Regions from separate parts of the Homo sapiens genome. Here region 2 is linked to region 1. The links are chromatin contacts, found by Hi-C or POLR2A ChIA-PET in ENCODE. All regions are on one chromosome and are shown on one strand. The core of a region is the stretch at or near the end of the contact, and the rest is flanking DNA. Distances in the headings are between cores, read along the strand shown.

Region 1 (7,765 bases), core at 1-2,500:
CATAAGATACGGTGATAGGACGGTTACAGAGGTACTGCCCATTCATGGCTTCAATTGCTGCATCCGAAGCATCAAATGAAGCAAAATTAATAAAGGCATAACCTTTGGAGTTGCCTGTGTCAGGGTCCCGCATAATTTTGGGGGTTTGTAAGATGACCCCAAAGGCGCTGAAAGTATCATAAAGCAACTTCTCATCAATCTCAGGGTCCAGGTTCCCAATGAAAATGTTGGCCCCTACATCCAGGTTTTTGTTGTGAGCTGATGCTTTGTTCACCCGTATTGGCTTCCCATAGAGTTTGATCATGTTCATGATCTTAATGGCATAGTCAGCATCTTCCTCACTCAAGAATTCCACAAAGCCATAGCCTGGAAAAGTGGAGAAGAGGAGGTTAACAACGTAAGTAAAGAGACTGAAAATGGGGTAAAATTCATCTACCCTCTAATCACAAAGAACAAGAAAGAAACAACATCACTTTACTTAAGAATGGTTCCAGAAATAAACTGAAGAGAGGCTTAAAAGAAAAAAATCTTTAGGTTGCTCATGTTATTCCAAAACAGTTGTGAATACTGCTGGGACCCTCCGGGAGCAATTCGCCCCTTGTCATGTACTCACCTTGGTGCTGGCCAGTGACTCTATCCTTTGGCATGTGGGTGTTGACTACTGGTCCAGCCTGGAGAAACAGTTCCCACAGCAGCGGTTCACTAACCTTCTCATCCAGGCCCCCCACGTACACAGTGGCATCTTGAAGGGAGGGAGCAAAAAGAGCAAGCGTGAGAGTGTAACGGGAAGGAAGGAAGTGATGGAAACATGAAGATGGAACCCAACCAGGGGAACTGGGGACCGCGGTAGGGGACAGGAGCAAAAAAAAAAGTTTAAACCCTTAAACTTCTCTCTTCCCAGGACTTCGGGAATCCTCTGAAGTCTAATTTAGTATTGTGAGTGGGTTTTTTTGATTTTTTGAGTGAGAAGTCAGCAGGGGACCGGACTTAAGTATCACACCCAGAGGCCTCAGCCAGCACCCGGCCACCCCGCCCCCAACAGGCAGAGGGCCGGTCTCGCGCCCTCTGGGGAAGGGAGGAGTCCAGTCTCCCACCCCTGCAGAGACACTGCTGGCTGTAGTCGGGGCCTCCTAGCCACGCTGAGCCCATTCCAGACTTTCCCCCTCCAGTTACCCTGATTCCGCTCGGAGATCGGCCCGGCAGCCATGGCGAAAGAGATCCCGCCGTCTCCCAGCAGCGGTTCCGCCTTCTGACCTCAGCACGACTTCCACTTCCGGGGCGAAGACGGACGTAGCGGTGGGCGGGGCCGCGGAAGAGGAGGTGCCTGGAAGCGGCTGCAGCCATCTTAGGAGCCTCCGAAACTTAACCTGGGTCGGGCGGTAGAGTCCTCGGCTCGCGTCCTGAGGTGCCGCTGCTAGTTGTCTTAGCGAGGAGGGCGGAACGGAAACGCTCAGGCCCTCTTAATGCACTGCTAGACTTGAAAGAATCACACTGCTCTCAAAAGTGTAAATTCGAAAGCTAAAAGAACAAAAATTTCAGTTTTAATATATTTTGTGGACAGTGATTCTTCTTCTGTTGTCCAGAGAAGGATGTGCTGAAGAGTTCCCCCCAACCCGAGGACTTGGGGGCTTTCAGGCGCAGAGGGAGCCTTCCCTCTCGCCTGCAGCCTTCTTGCAGATTTGGCCTCACAACCCTGATTTGGGCTGGAGGTATTTGGTTTTCCCTCAGGGGAGGAGACTGCGAAATGTCTGAGCTTAGAGTGACGTCTGCGCTCACCTCGTCCTAATTGCATGGGGAGGGTGAGGGCTGCTCCGCGTTGGTGTGTGACCACAGCTGAGGGGTGGATGGGATCGGAGCTCTAGAGTCTGGATCTCTAGAACACTCTGGCCCCATCTGCCTCTAAATGGGAGACACACACAAGAGAACCCTTTCCCCAAATTGCACTTGAATTTTGCAGAGCCTCACCAAACCCAGTTCCCCTATTTCCTTAGCAATAATATGGTGGATGCCTTCCTCTCTTGGGTCATACACCCCTTTTACCCACCACTTTCCTACCTAGGAGAATCCTTTATTCAAACACAAGAAACAATGCCAGCAATGTGTATAAATACTATGCTTTAATGAGCCCCTTAAATAGAAATTCCACTACAAAAATACAGAGGAGATAGGGTGTTTCCTGTATCCGCCTCATTCCCATAGAAAACTATAAGGGAAGAAATAGAACTTGGAATTAAAGCAGCAGCAAGGCGAGGTGAGAATGCGATTTCTAGGCCATCTTGTTGGGACTGATGAACAGCATCTCTGATCTCATGATTTAACATCTGGTTATCCAGAAGGGATGGGATTGGCCTAAAAAAACCGATCAATTTCTGGATTGTTTTTGTTTCTTAATCCTTCAAATGACAAGAAGCAAAAATATTTGTAGAAACTAAGCAAGACAAGAGTTGGAGCAGTTAACACCACTATCTGCAGCAGAAACTCAGACCTTCTTAGTGAACTTAAGGGCTGAAGTGTGAAAGCTGAGGCTGCAAGTGCAGATACAAAAAAAAAAAAAAAAGATTAGACAGAACCCTCCTCTACCCCAGATCCCCCTCTGCCCTGCCTTTGAGAATGCCAGCAATTTCAGTGGGATTGAGAATGGTATGTGGATCTCTTTTCTTGGAGTGATCCTCAGGAGATATTCTTGGTGTCCATTTCCGTAATAACTCCTGAAGATGGGATAGCTCATCCTGGAGGCCAGAGATTGTGGGAGCTGAGAGGCCCATCTGGGGAGGAGGCAAAGAGGAACAGAGAAGAATACTGTTGTAGCTCTGGCCCCCTGCTTCTCTGCTACTTCTGGTGTCTTTAATTCTGTTTCCCCTTTCAGCTATGCCCTAAATTCCACTTAATCTAAGCCACAAGCACTTTCCCGCACCTCCTACACTCCCAAACCTTGTTTGATGCCAAGAGGAGTAGAACTTCACTTCCCAGACTCCCAGAGGCTTCAGCTCCTTGCCTTTCCAGCTCCTGTTCATCTGGTTCAGCAGAGTCAAGTCCCTTGTCCCACTCCCAGTCTATTTTCCCTTCTTACCTGGACCTCAGGCCTTCCCCTCAGGTAGCAGCGTCTCCAGAGCCTGATCTGGGGTCCCAGATACCCAGGCAGCAGCAGCCCTGGAGGTAAAGGGCAAGCTCCCCAATGTGAGGGGAGACCCCATTCCTGGTCAGCCAGGCTTTCAGAGGAGATAGCAGGTCGAGGGAGCCAACGAGAAGAGACTGCCAGCAGGGAAGGACTGTCCCGCCAAGGACAGAGCTGATTCAGGGGGGTCAATGCTCCTCTAGAGAAGAGCCACACAGAACTGGGGGGTCCAGGAACCATGAAGCTTGGCTAAAAGGAAAAGAAAATCAACTGGCAACAGAGAGACCAGATAACCCTAGTTTCCCCAATCTGGATCAGGACAGGGTGTCCTGCTGCCACCCACTCACTGCACTGGTGACTAGAACTACAAGCCTCCCCATGAGAACTCTTCTACCCTCCTCATTAGGCTTCAACTAGGCCTCGGGACTGATTAAGGTTGATTTTAGGGCACCTTATGTGTGCACGAGACAGGAAGATGAGTAAACAGACTTGAGGAAGGACAAAAAGGGTGCCCTCTGTGCTATTCTAGGTCTTCTGTCTTCCTAGGGACACCCAGGGACTATAAGTGACAGCTGCAGAAGAGTAGTGGAGTAGCTTTCCCTAAGGAACTCAAGACATTTTGTCTTTCACTTCTCACTGTCTAGTAGCATGAGCCTGTGGGAACGTCAAGGGAATTTAGGAAGTTTAGACACTTCACCTGTGGTCTAGGGAGCCAGGAATCTGGACAGTGTTCTGGGTCATAGCCAGGATTCTGGAATTGTAGTATCTGTGCATTGCTATAACGTAAATCCCAGTCCCAGACAGACAGCTGCAGGTTAAAAGAGTTCCCAGCTGGAGGCTGGGAGTATCCTGGGGTGTAGACTTGTGTATAGGAGTTTAACTGGACAGAGGAAGCAAGAAAAAGGATGGTTACACACAATCCTCCCACATCTAGAGACAAATCATGAGATTCTCACCTCTTATTCTAGGAAAGATGTAGGGCAAAAGTCTCGTCCTGAAAATGAGAATAAATCTCCCCCTCCCCACTCACAGACCTCACTTCTCATAAAACAAATCAAGACCAAACTTCAGAGAGTACATCTCAATGGAAAAAAAAACACGAGTCAAAAATAGAAGTCACTGACCTGTCCGCTCTGCTTTCCGCGCTCCCAGGGGGTATTTCTCAGGAAGGTAAGGGTGTCAGGAACCCTGACACTGTCATGAAGAGCAAGAAGGAAAAACTCAGAGAATTCAAAATCAGCTGGAAACTGCTGGAGGAGCTGCCAGACACAATCAAGGAAGAGGAGAAACACCGGAGCCTGAAAAGAAATTAAGAGGTTGGAAGGGATTATTGGGACCCAAAGAGGGAGGATGACGAGATGATAAGGGAATGGGGAACACAGGGAATAGGGGGAACTTATGGAAGTCAGGGAATGAAAATCTGAATTGAGGGTAGCAGGGGCTTGTAAGGCCTCACTCATCAGGATCTTCGTCCCAGCCTAACCTCGGGGCCCTTCTGACCGGATTCACCTCCAATGGATTATACAAAATAATTTCTCATTCTCTTACTTCCTTAGTAATATGCCCCCGATGCCATCCCGAATCATTCTCACCTCTTCACTGGCCCCAGTTCCCCCAAGCCGAGTCAGGAAGGGATGTCCAGCTGCCACCCACTCTCGCTGTACTAGTGATTGGAAGCCAAACAGTGTTCGGGCTTCGGGGGCTGAAAGCAGCTGGACGAGTGAAGAGAGGAGGCCATTGAGATCACGATCACCGCGCTCTGGGTGATAAAGAGGAAGAAGGGACAAAGAAGAGGGGTCCAAGAAACTAGGGCAGAAGAGAATGAGAAGAGAAATACGGCAAGGAGAAGTGAGAGGCACAGAGGGGAAAGGTTTGGGGTAGGAGGATTGAGAAAGCACATAGAAGTGAAGAGAAAACAAAGACCTTGAATGATTCACTTCCTGGACTCCACCCGGATAGAAATACCCAGTTTCACATGTAAGGGGCAGAATCACAATTCTCAAACCAGCTTCCACACTGCCCTTCCCACCCCAACCCCAGTCTCCATCCGCTGATGGAAGGAAAGGAACAAAGGGGCTAAGACCATCCTAGTGTCAGGGACCACAAGTTGTGATGGGGAGGCAGAGGTAGCACTGAAGGATGAGAGTAGAGCTCGCAGGTAGTTCCCAGGAACAGGAGAGGAAGAAGCCTTATGGGTCTCCCTCCCTGAATGCAATCTGGTCAGGTGGGTAAAGAAAAGAGGCAAGGAATGGAATGGGCTTAACCAAGGAACTCACCTTGAAGTATTACAGAACGAACCCTGGATGTCACTAATACTGAAATGTCACTGGCCTTTCGAAGACAAGCCCTGGAGGAGCAGGTGAGGAAGAGGGAGGAAGAATGATAAGCCTAGGGGAATGGAGTGATTTTGATGGGTCATGGGATGGAATAAGGCCGACTCCAAATCCTACCCCTCCTCCTTCTAAAGAGCAGAAAATGGCAGTCTTCTTGGGAAACCGAGGAGAAGAACTAAAGAAAGGCCATTTAGGACCCCAAGTTAACAGAAGGTTGAGGAAGGTTGAATTATAAATGATGGCTAGAAGAAGCGAGGGAGTACCTGACATAGTCCAGCCATCGTGTTCCTTCCAGGGCTGAAAGCCATTTATCCTCAGCTACAGATGAATCTGATAGAGGGTAGAAAGATCAGAAGGGCAAGAGATTAGAACTCAGGATTCAGGATTCAGGTTGATAGCCTGCTGGGTTAAGAACAGGAATGAAAAGTAATTGTAAATGGCCAGGATGGTTTCTAAAATTAAACTGTGGTGATGGTTGTACAACATTGTAAATATAATAAAACTCACTGAATTGTATACTTCAGTGAAGGGTAAATTTTATGGTATGTACATTATGTCTCAATAAAGCTGTTTAAAGAATAAATTGGGGTCAAGAAGACAGGAAACCAGTGAGTCTGTGGGAGAGGTGGGAGAGGTGGGAGGTGAGTAGAAAACAGTCTCACTGGCCGGGCACGACGGCTTGTGCCTGTAATCCCAGCGCTTTAGGAGGCCTTGGTGGGTGGATCATCTGAGGAGTTTGAGACCAGCCTAGTCTAACACGGGGAACATGGTGAAACCTCGTCTCTACTAAAAATACAAAAATTAGCCAGGCATGGTGGCAGGCGCCTGTAATCCCAGCTACTCAGGAGGCTGAGGCAGGAGAATCGCTTGAACATGGGAGTTGGAGGTTGCAGTGAGCCGAGATCACGCCACTGCACTCCAGCCTGGGCCACAGAGGGAGACTCCGTCTCATCTGCCTTTTTTTTTTTTTTTAAGACAAGTTTCACTCTTGTCGCCCAGGCTGGAATGCAATGGCACATTCTCAGTTCACCCGCCTCCTGGGTTCAAGCGATTCTTGTGCCTCAGCCTTCCAAGTAGCTGGGATTACAGGCATCGGCCACCACACCCAGCTAATTTTGTGTGTGTGTGTATTTTTAGTAGAAACGGGGTTTCACCATGTTGGCCAGGTTGGTCTTGAACTCCTGCCCTCAAGTGATCTGCCCACCTCGGCCTCCCATAGTGGTGGGATTACAAGCGTGAGCCACCATGCCCAGCCGAGACTCCGTCTCAAGAAAAAAGAAAAGAAAAGAAAACGGGCTCATTGGACTAAAGAGCTACTCATCTACAGCAAGCAAAGGGTAAACCAGGTTAGGCTCAGCAGACCTAGGGGTGAGGGTGAGGGTTAGGGGTCAAAGGTTATTCTCACCAGGCAGGCAGAGGGCCCTCAGCCTCAGGTGGGCAAGTTGGACATCTGCAAGGCTGGGCAGCTCATCCATAGTGTCTACCAGGACAACATCTGAATGCCCAGCCTGGAGCATCAACTCCACTGCTCTGGAGGGGAGGGAGTCAGGAAATAAGGAGTCTACCCTGAGCACCTAACCCTTGATTCTTCTCATCAAGCCTCCCTCACCTGATATCCTCCTTGTTAGGGTCACTGGCTGTATAGAAGCCTCCACAGCGGAGAAGATCACTGCCCCCAGGGTGATGCCAGGACAAGCGCTTCACATGGGGCAGAAGAGGGTCATTGTGGGAGAAATGCCTAGCTCCACGCTACCCTTGCCCCCACACTGACCTCACAGAGGTTCCTCCCTCCACGATGTCCCTGGCCCACATGACCCTCTAATCCACAGCCATTACCCTAACCATCACACTGACCGGTCCACGGCCCTGATGAAAGTGGCCAAATGCTCTCCTGACCTCACTGTCCAGAATTCGGTTAGGGACCCAGAAGTAACGGGGGAGGCTGTGAAATGAGAGTGATATTACAGTTTGGCTCAGTGACTTCATTATAATGGAAAGCTCTTATTACAAGGAAGCTGCTTCAGAGGGACCATTCCAAGGGATTTCAGGTTTAGGGATCTAGGAGGCAAGGGAGATAGCTTTGTGGGTGTCCTAGGAGGCTGGAGTTTGTGGGAAGTCCTAGCTTTAGAGGATCAAGGAACTAAGGGAAGATTGGGAGAGCAGCAGGGTTGGGGTGCACTGGGGGATCACCTGGTGGCTACGTCGAACCTCTCGTTGACCGTGCTGACCCTCCAGCCTCTGGCTGCCTGCTTCTTCCGCTCAGTCTCCCAGTCTTCCGCTGTCTCCATGAGAGGAATTGGTGGTTTTCTGGAGCCAG
Region 2 (7,885 bases), core at 3,302-5,801, 1.3 Mb after region 1:
CTACTTTGGAGGTCAAGGCTGGAGAATTGCTTGAACCTGGGAAGCAGAGGTTGCAGTGAGCGAAGATTGCGCCAGTGCACTCCAGCCTAGGCGACTGAGACTGTCTAAAAAAAAAAAAAAAAAAAAGGAGCGGTGAGGTTCATTCTGAGGCATGAAGATAGGGAACCTTTGGAGAGAAGCAGTTAAGCAAACAGCTGCTTTTCATACCACTATTCCCTATCTTGTTAAGGGCACTCCAAATATTTATATAGCAGCTAATGAGCAATGCATGGAGTAGATGGAGATCAAAGAAATAATTGTCCTTCAAAAGTTTCTAGTTTCCAGGAGGAACACAAATCACAAAAACAATATGTTATATGTGAGACAGCTACTTAAGCTCTCTGAAGGTGGCACAGAACATAAAAGGGGGAAAAATTAGCAGTTACGTGCGAAAGAAGTGTTAAGAGAATGTTTCACTTCAGCACAAGGACCTAGATGCATGAGAATGGTCTGTTTTTGAGAACAAGGAAGAGATCATGATGAGAATATTGGAATAAGTATAGTTAGAGGCAATATTGGGAACCCTGAAATATTTTTTGCCCCAATAGGATGTGATACAAAATAATTGAGAGACTAACAAAGTTCCATCAGAATTAAACAGAGGATTGGCCAAGTCCAGTGGCTCACACCTGTAATCCCAGCACTTTGGGAGGCCAAGATGGGTGGATCACTTGAGGCCAGGAGTTCAAGAGCAGCCTGGCCAACAATGCGAAACACCATCTCTACTAAAAATACAAAAATTAGGCCAGGCGCGGTGGCTCACGCTCGTAATCCCGGCACTTTGGGATGACGAGGCGAGCAGATCATCTGAGGTTGGGAGTTCGACCAACAGGGAGAACCAGCATGACCAACATGGAGAAAACCCATCTTTACTAAAAATACAAAAAATTAGCTGGGCGTGGTGGGTGCACGCCTGTAATCCCAGCTACTTGGGATGCTGAGGCAAGACAATCGCTTGAACCTGAGAGGCAGAGGTTGCGGTGAGCCAAGATCGAGCCCTTGCACTCCAGCCTGGGCAGCAAGAGTGAAACTCCTTCTCAAAAAAAAAAAAAAAAAAAAAAAATTAACCGGGCATGGTGGCGGGCGCCTGTAATCCCAGCTACTCGGGAGGCTGAGACAGGAGAATCGCTTGAACCCAGGAGGCAGAGGTTGCAGTGAGCTGAGATTGCACCATTCATTGCACTCCACCCTGGCAACAGAGTGACACTCCATCTCAAAAAAAAAAAAAAAAAAAAAAAGAAGAAAGAAAAAGCAAGTACTTGGATTGGAAGAGGAATGGGGGATTCTCAAAGTTTCTTTTCATTTTTCTTTTCTTTTTCTTTCTTTCTTTCTTTTTTTTTTTTTTTTTTTTGAGACAGATTTCACCATGTTGGCCAGGCTGGTCTCAAACTCCTAGCCTCAAGTGATCCGCTCACCTCGGCCTCCCAAAGTGCTGGGATTACAGGCGTGAGCCACTGCATTCGGCCCAGATTCTCAAAGTTTTGAATTTGATTTTCCCACAGCCCCAGCCAGTCCTCCTTTTGTCTGGATAAGGAGAAAACTTTTTTCCCTAATAGGAATTGGAGGTTAACATGTTTTAGGCATAAATGTTCTGCATCCCTGACCTTGTCACTCAGAGTGTACTCAAAACTACTGAATGGGTGGTGTAGATAATCCTCTTATGATCAGAGGGTCCCTCTAGCGGTGAGCAGCGACTAGTGCTTATTCTCTAGCTATATGCTCTAATTTATATTCAGATACAAGTAGGGTCTATTAGTGTAAAACTTCTAACTAAAAGAGAAATTAAAATCATAGGATAATAAAGTTGGAAATCGTCATCTGGTCTGATATTTTACCCTTAAGCATGTCAATCTCAGCTATTCTGAGATGTATTCAGAGATGAAGTCTCATTCTTTATTAGTTTTGTTTTTCTTTTTTTGAGACGGAGTTTCACTCTTGTCGCGCAGGTTGGAGTACAATAGCACGATCTCGGCTCACTGCAACCTTTTCCTCCCGGATTCAAGTGATTCTCCTGCCTCAGCCTCCAGAGTAGCTGGGACTATAGGCACCCACCACAATGCCCGGCTAATTTTTGTATCTTTAGTAGGATGGGATTTCACCATGTTGGCCAAGATGTTCTCGATCTCCTGAACTTATGATCCGTCCGCCTCGGCCTCCCAAAGTGCTGAGATTTCCCAGCCTTGGTTTTCTTTTTTAGTCTTGCTCTGTTACCCAGAGCAATCTCAGCTCACTCTAGCCTTGACTTTCTGGGCTCAGGCGACTTTCCTACCTCAGTCTCTCAAGTAGCTGGGACTACAGGCTGGCACCATCACAATCAGCTAATTTTTGTATTTTTTTGTAGCGACGGGGGTATCCAGGCTGGTCTCGGACTCCCAACCTCAAGTGATCTGCCCACCTCGGCCTCTCAGTGCTGGGATTACAGGCGTGAGCCACCGTGCCCAGCTGGCCTTCTTTTTTTCATTATGGGAATTTCCAAACCAAAAGTAGAGTAGTATGGTGAACCACTATGTACACATAACCCAGCCTCAATAATTATCAACATAAATAAGACCAGCGTGGCCGGGTGCAGTGGCTCAAGCCTGTAATCCCAGTTTTCGGAGGCTGAGATGGGAGGCCAGGAGTTAGAGGTTGCAGTGAGCTATGTATGATTGCACCACTGCTGCACTCCAGCCCAGTGAGACCTTGTCTCTTTTGTTTTACTTTGAGACCCTGTCTCAAAAAACAAAACTATTTGTTTCTTCCAGAGGATTAAGTTAAATCCCAAACTTCATATACTTTTTTTATCTATGAATACAACATATAACCCTTAATAAAGCCTACTTTTATAAGGGTGATAACTTTAACACTATTATCATGCCTAAAAAAATTGCTTAATATCAAATATCCAGCTGATGTGATGGCTCACGCCTGTAATCCCAACACTTTGAGACTTTTTTTTTTTCAGAGATGGGGTCTGGCTATGTTGCCTACGCTGGTCTCGAACTCATGCGCTCAAGCCATCCTCCCACATCAAAAAATTAAAAACAAATTAGCTGGGCTTGGTGGCATGCACCTATAGCCCCAGCTACTCAGGAGGCTGAGGCAGGAGGATGGCTTGAACCCGGGAGGTGGAGATTGCAGTGAGCCGAGATCAGGCCACTGCACTCCAATCTGGGCAACAGAGCGACACCCTGTCTCAAACAATAAAACTTTGTAGAGACGGAGTCTGGCTGTGTTGTCCAGGCTGGTCTCAGACTCCTAGCCTGAGTTGATCCTCCTGCCTGGGCCTCCCAAAACGCTGGGATTATAAAACCTAAGCCATTGCATCAGGCCTTGAATGTAATTTTTGATTAACCAAAACGGTTTAGTGGTTTGTTCTTTGGCAGATTAGTTAATATAATTGAGTTGTCAAATCTTTTCCGGGCTCTGTACTGGGCTTAGGGAATTGTAAAGATTAAGACACGTTGCCGGCCAGGTGTGGTGGCTCACGCCTGTAATCCCAGCACTTTGGGAAGCTGAGGTGGGTGGATCATCTGAGGTCAGGAAATCGAGACCAGCCTGGCCAACATGGTGAAACCTCGTCTCTACTAAAAATACAAAATTAGCCGGGCATGGTGGAATGCCCCTGTAGTCCCAGCTACCTGGGAGGCTGAGGCAGGAGAATCCCTGGAACCCAGGAGGTGGAGGTTGCAGTGAGCCGAGATCGAGCCACTGCACTCTAGCCTGGGTGAAAGAGCGAGACTCCTCCGTCTCAAAAAAAAAAAAAAAAAAAAAAAAAAAAAAAAAAAAAAAGGCACGTTGCCCACCCTTAGTTAAACGAGGGAGGAGATAAATATACAAATAAATTCAATTGAAGGGTATAAGGGCTTGTTGAATTAAAATTCTACAGGGAACTGAGGGCTGTAGAAAGTCATTAGCGATCCCGACACTTTTTTTTTTCTTTTTTTGAGACGGAGTCTCACTCTGTCCCCCAGGCTGGAGTGCAGTGGCGCGATCTCGGCTCACTGCAATCTCTGCCTCCCGGGTTCAAGTAATTCTCCTGCCTCAGCCTCCCGAGTAGCGGGGATTACAGGCGTGCGCCACCATGCCCGGCTAATTTTTTGTATTTTTAGTAGAGACAGGGTTTCACCATGCTGGCCAGGCTGGTCTCGAACTCCTGACCTCGTGATCCGCCCGCCTTGGCCTCCCAAAGTGCTGGGCTAACAGGCGTGAGCCACCGCGCTCGGCCGATCCCGACACTTTTTTAAAATGCCGAAGCCGGAATCGACACAGCACTTTCAAAGGTTCCTCCATAGCTCCCCTGAGATCCGGCCAGCGGGAAACCCCAACTGAGAACTGCAATGGCAGGGAAAGTGGAGGCTAGATCCTGTTTTTTGTGTTACCGCGATTCCCTTCAACTACCCTCAAGACGCCTACAAATTTGTTTGGCGGCACCTACAACTCCCAGAACGCAACGTGGGGGACGGAGGCGGAAGCAGCTGGCCAAGCCGAGGTCTGTGATTGGTGAAGAGCGACGGGCCAATTGGAGGAGTTGTTGTTAGGCCGTCCCGGAGACCCGGTCGGGAGGGAGGAAGGTGGCAAGATGGTGTTGGAAAGCACTATGGTGTGGTGAGGAGCTACTTCGGGGCAGGAGGGGCAGAGCTGGGTTCCGGGCGCGTGTAGCGCCAAGGCAGGGAGGGCCTGGGGTGGGGGCCAGGGGCTCATGGGCGAGAGGCGGCCCTGGCCCCGGAGGTAAGGAGCCCGCTGGACTCCCTGAGTCATCCCGGGGCCCTGGAGTGGCGGATAGTCCCGGGTTACCACTGTTACCCCCAGGGGGACGGTCATTGACTGGTCATTCCTGCTTCCTTTCTCTGTTCTAGCGCCGTCTTCTCTAGAGCAGCCCGGGTCTGTCTTTAGCTACAGTTCTGCTTTTCGGACTCATCGTAATAGTTTTCTGCCCTCCTTTCTTTGCAAAATAACGTCTATTAGGAAAATAGATTATTAATCCCTTCCTCTCCCCATTCCCTCGTCTCTAACTTCATTACCTTTCCCTGTATCATCTTCAAAGGTACCATTTACAGATTGCTTTTTATGTATCAGTCATTTTGTTTATCTCACTTATACCTCACAACCACACCTTAAGGTAAATTATCTCTCCATTTTACGGTTCAGGATACCGAGTCTCAGCGATTTTAAGTGATTTGTCCAAAATCATACAGCTAGTTAAGTGGTGGAGTCAAGATTTAAACCCACGGCTGTCTGACACAAAGGCTTTATCCGGTGAGGTAGCTCTCTTTGTCAGTTTCAGGCTTGGGCTGAGTACCTATTACGAGTCACATTAGAAGAGGAGGACATAAATTTTTGCAGGGTTTCAAGAGTTCCTTCTAAGTGTAATCACTGAATGTAATACAGAATAGTTGACGAACACAAATCACCGATTGGGTGAAACAGGCACCTATGAGATTTCTTCTTTTTATTTTCTCGGGGGAGCATAGCATTGCCAGATAACATACAGGATGCCCAGTGAAATTTGAGTTTCAGATAAACGATGAATAATTTTTTTTTGAGACGGTCTCGCTCTGTCTCCCGGACTGGAGTGCAGTGGCCCAGTCTGGCTCACTGCAGCCTCCGCCTCCCTGGTTCAAGTGATTCCCAGTGATTGAACTAATTTACACTTGCACCAACGATAGAACAGTGTTCTCTTTTCTCGCAACCTTGCCAGCATCTGTTATTTTTTTAGTTTTTAGTAATAGCCATTCTGACTGGTGTTAGGTGGTATCTCGTTGTGGTTTTGATTTATTTGCATTTCTCTAATGATCAGTGATATTGAGGTTTTTTTAATAGGCTTGTTGGCTGTATGTATATCGTCTTTTGAAAAGTGTCTGGCTGGGGCGTGGCTCAGGCCTGTAATCCCAGCACTTTGGAAGGCTGAAGTGGGTGTATCACCTGAGGTCAGGAGTTACTGACCAGCCTGGCCAACATGGTGAAACCCCATCTCTACTAAAAATACAAAAATTAGCCAGGCGTGGTGGTGGACGCCTGTAGTCCCAGCTACTCCAGAGGCTGAGGTGGGAGAATCGTTTGAACCCCGGAGGTGGAGGTTGCAGTGAGCCGAGATGGCGCCACTGCACTCTAGCCTGGGCGACAGAGTGAGACTCCCTCTCAAAAAAAAAAAAATAATAATAAAATAAATAAATAAATAAATAAATAAATAAAAATAAAGTGTCTGATGTCTGTTCATGTCCTTTGCCCACTTTTTTTTTTTTTTTTCTCTTTGAGAAGGAGTTTTGCTCTTGTTGCCCAGGTTGGAGTACAGTGGCGCCATCTCAGCTCACTGCAACCTCCGCCTCCCTGGTTCAAGTGATTCTCCTGCCTCAGCCTCCTGAGTAACTGGGATTACAGGTGCCCGCCACCACGCCCAGCTTTTTTGTATTTTTGGTAGAGACGGGGTTTCATCATGTTGGCCAGGCTAGTCTCAAACTGCTGAGCTCAGGTGATCCACCCGCCTCAGCCTCCCAAAGTGCAGGGATTACAGGCGTTGAGCCACTGTGCCCGGCTCCTTTGCCCACTTTTTTTTTTTTTCGCTCTTATTGCCCAGGCTGGAGTGCAATGACACAATCTCAGCTCCCCGCAACCTTCGGCTCACCGCAACCTCCGCCTCCCGTGTTCAAGCGATTCTCCTGCCTCAGCCTCCTTAGTAGCTGGGATTACAGGCATGCGCCACCACGCCCAGCTAATTTTGTGTTTTTAGTAGAGACCAGGTTTCTCCATGTTGGTCAGGCTGGTCTCGAACTCCCACCCTCAGGTGATCCGCCCGCCTCAGCCTCCCAAAGTGCTGGCATTATAGGCGTGAGCCACTGTGCCCGGCCGGTCTTCCAGGATTTTTATAGTTTTGGGTTTTACCTTGTCTTTAATCCATCTTCAGTTAATTTTTGTGTATGGTATAAGAAAGGAGTCCAGCTTCAATCTTCTGCATATGGCTAGCCTAGCCAGTATCCCCAGTTATTGAATAGGGACTCTTTTTCCTCACTGCTTGTTTTGTCAGCTTTGTCAAAGAATAGATGGTCATAGGTGTGCGGCTTTATTTCTAGACTCTCTATTCTGTCCCATTGGTCTCTGTGCCTGTTTTTGTACCAGTGCCATGCGGTTTTGGTTATTGTAGCCCTAAGTAATAGTTTGAAGTTGGGTAAAGTTGCCTCCAGCTTTGTTCTTTTAGCTTAGGATTGCCTTGGCTTTTCTGGCTCTTTGTTGGTTCCATATGAATTTTCAAATAGTTTTTTCTAGTTCTTTGAAGAATGTTTTTGGTAGTTTGATAGGAGTAGCATTGAATCTGTAAATTGCTGTGGGAAGAATGGCCAATTTTAATTAATTAATTAATTAATTTATGAGACAGAGTCTTGCTCTGTCTCCCAGGCTGGAGTGCAGTGGTGTGATCTCGGCTCATTGCAACCTCCGCCTCTCAGGTTCAAGTGATTATTGTGCCTCAGCCTTCTGAGTAGCTGGGATTCCAGGCACCCGCCACCATACCTGGCTTTCTTTTTTTTTTTTTTTTTTTTTTGTATTTTTAGTAAAGATGGGGTTTGGCCATGTGGCCAGGCTGGTCTTGAACTCCTGGCCTCAAGTGATCTGCCCACCTCAGCCTCCCAAAGTGCTGGAATTACAGGTGTGAGCCACCATGCTCGGCAGTATGGCCATTTTAATGATATTGATTCTTCCTATTCATGAGCATGAGATGTTTTTCCACTTGTTTATATCTTCTTTGATTTATTTGAGCGGTATTTTGTAATTCTCATTGTAGAGCTCTTTCATCTCCCTGGTTAGTTGTATTCCTAGGTTTGTTTGTCTATTTGTTTGTTTTTTTGAGATGGAGTCTCGCTTTTGTTGCCCA

What was found. Hi-C counts contacts between places; a loop is a spot of excess contacts on that map. ChIA-PET counts read pairs that join two places held with the same protein, here RNA polymerase II (POLR2A). Pooled maps may share reads with other maps.
Region 2: a map of naive thymus-derived CD4-positive, alpha-beta T cell shows a loop between it and region 1 (26-fold over the local background). The contact joins the promoter of PSMD4 here to the promoter of SF3B4 in region 1. A Hi-C loop is called at or near these places in 1 of 168 maps with a recorded cell type or tissue (naive thymus-derived CD4-positive, alpha-beta T cell) and 4 of 50 pooled maps. POLR2A ChIA-PET finds 5 or more read pairs at or near these places in 1 of 52 experiments (activated CD8-positive, alpha-beta memory T cell).

What each region holds. Positions count from the first base shown.
Region 1 is chr1:149,926,553-149,934,317 of GRCh38, forward strand. SF3B4 (splicing factor 3b subunit 4) reads right to left here and starts at 1,251. Exons shown (of 6, transcript NM_005850.5): 1 at 1,174-1,251; 2 at 614-742; 3 at 1-366. The coding sequence starts at 1,207. MTMR11 (myotubularin related protein 11) reads right to left here. Exons shown (of 17, transcript NM_001145862.2): 7 at 7,639-7,765; 8 at 7,303-7,390; 9 at 7,058-7,146; 10 at 6,854-6,978; 11 at 5,712-5,778; 12 at 5,392-5,462; 13 at 4,708-4,874; 14 at 4,240-4,413; 15 at 3,813-3,995; 16 at 3,071-3,364; 17 at 2,099-2,765. The coding sequence ends at 2,577. RefSeq lists enhancers at 1,048-1,427, 2,562-2,631.
Region 2 is chr1:151,250,183-151,258,067 of GRCh38, forward strand. PSMD4 (proteasome 26S subunit ubiquitin receptor, non-ATPase 4) reads left to right here and starts at 4,552. Exons shown (of 10, transcript NM_002810.4): 1 at 4,552-4,626. The coding sequence starts at 4,601. RefSeq lists an enhancer at 4,444-4,633 and a silencer at 4,674-4,813.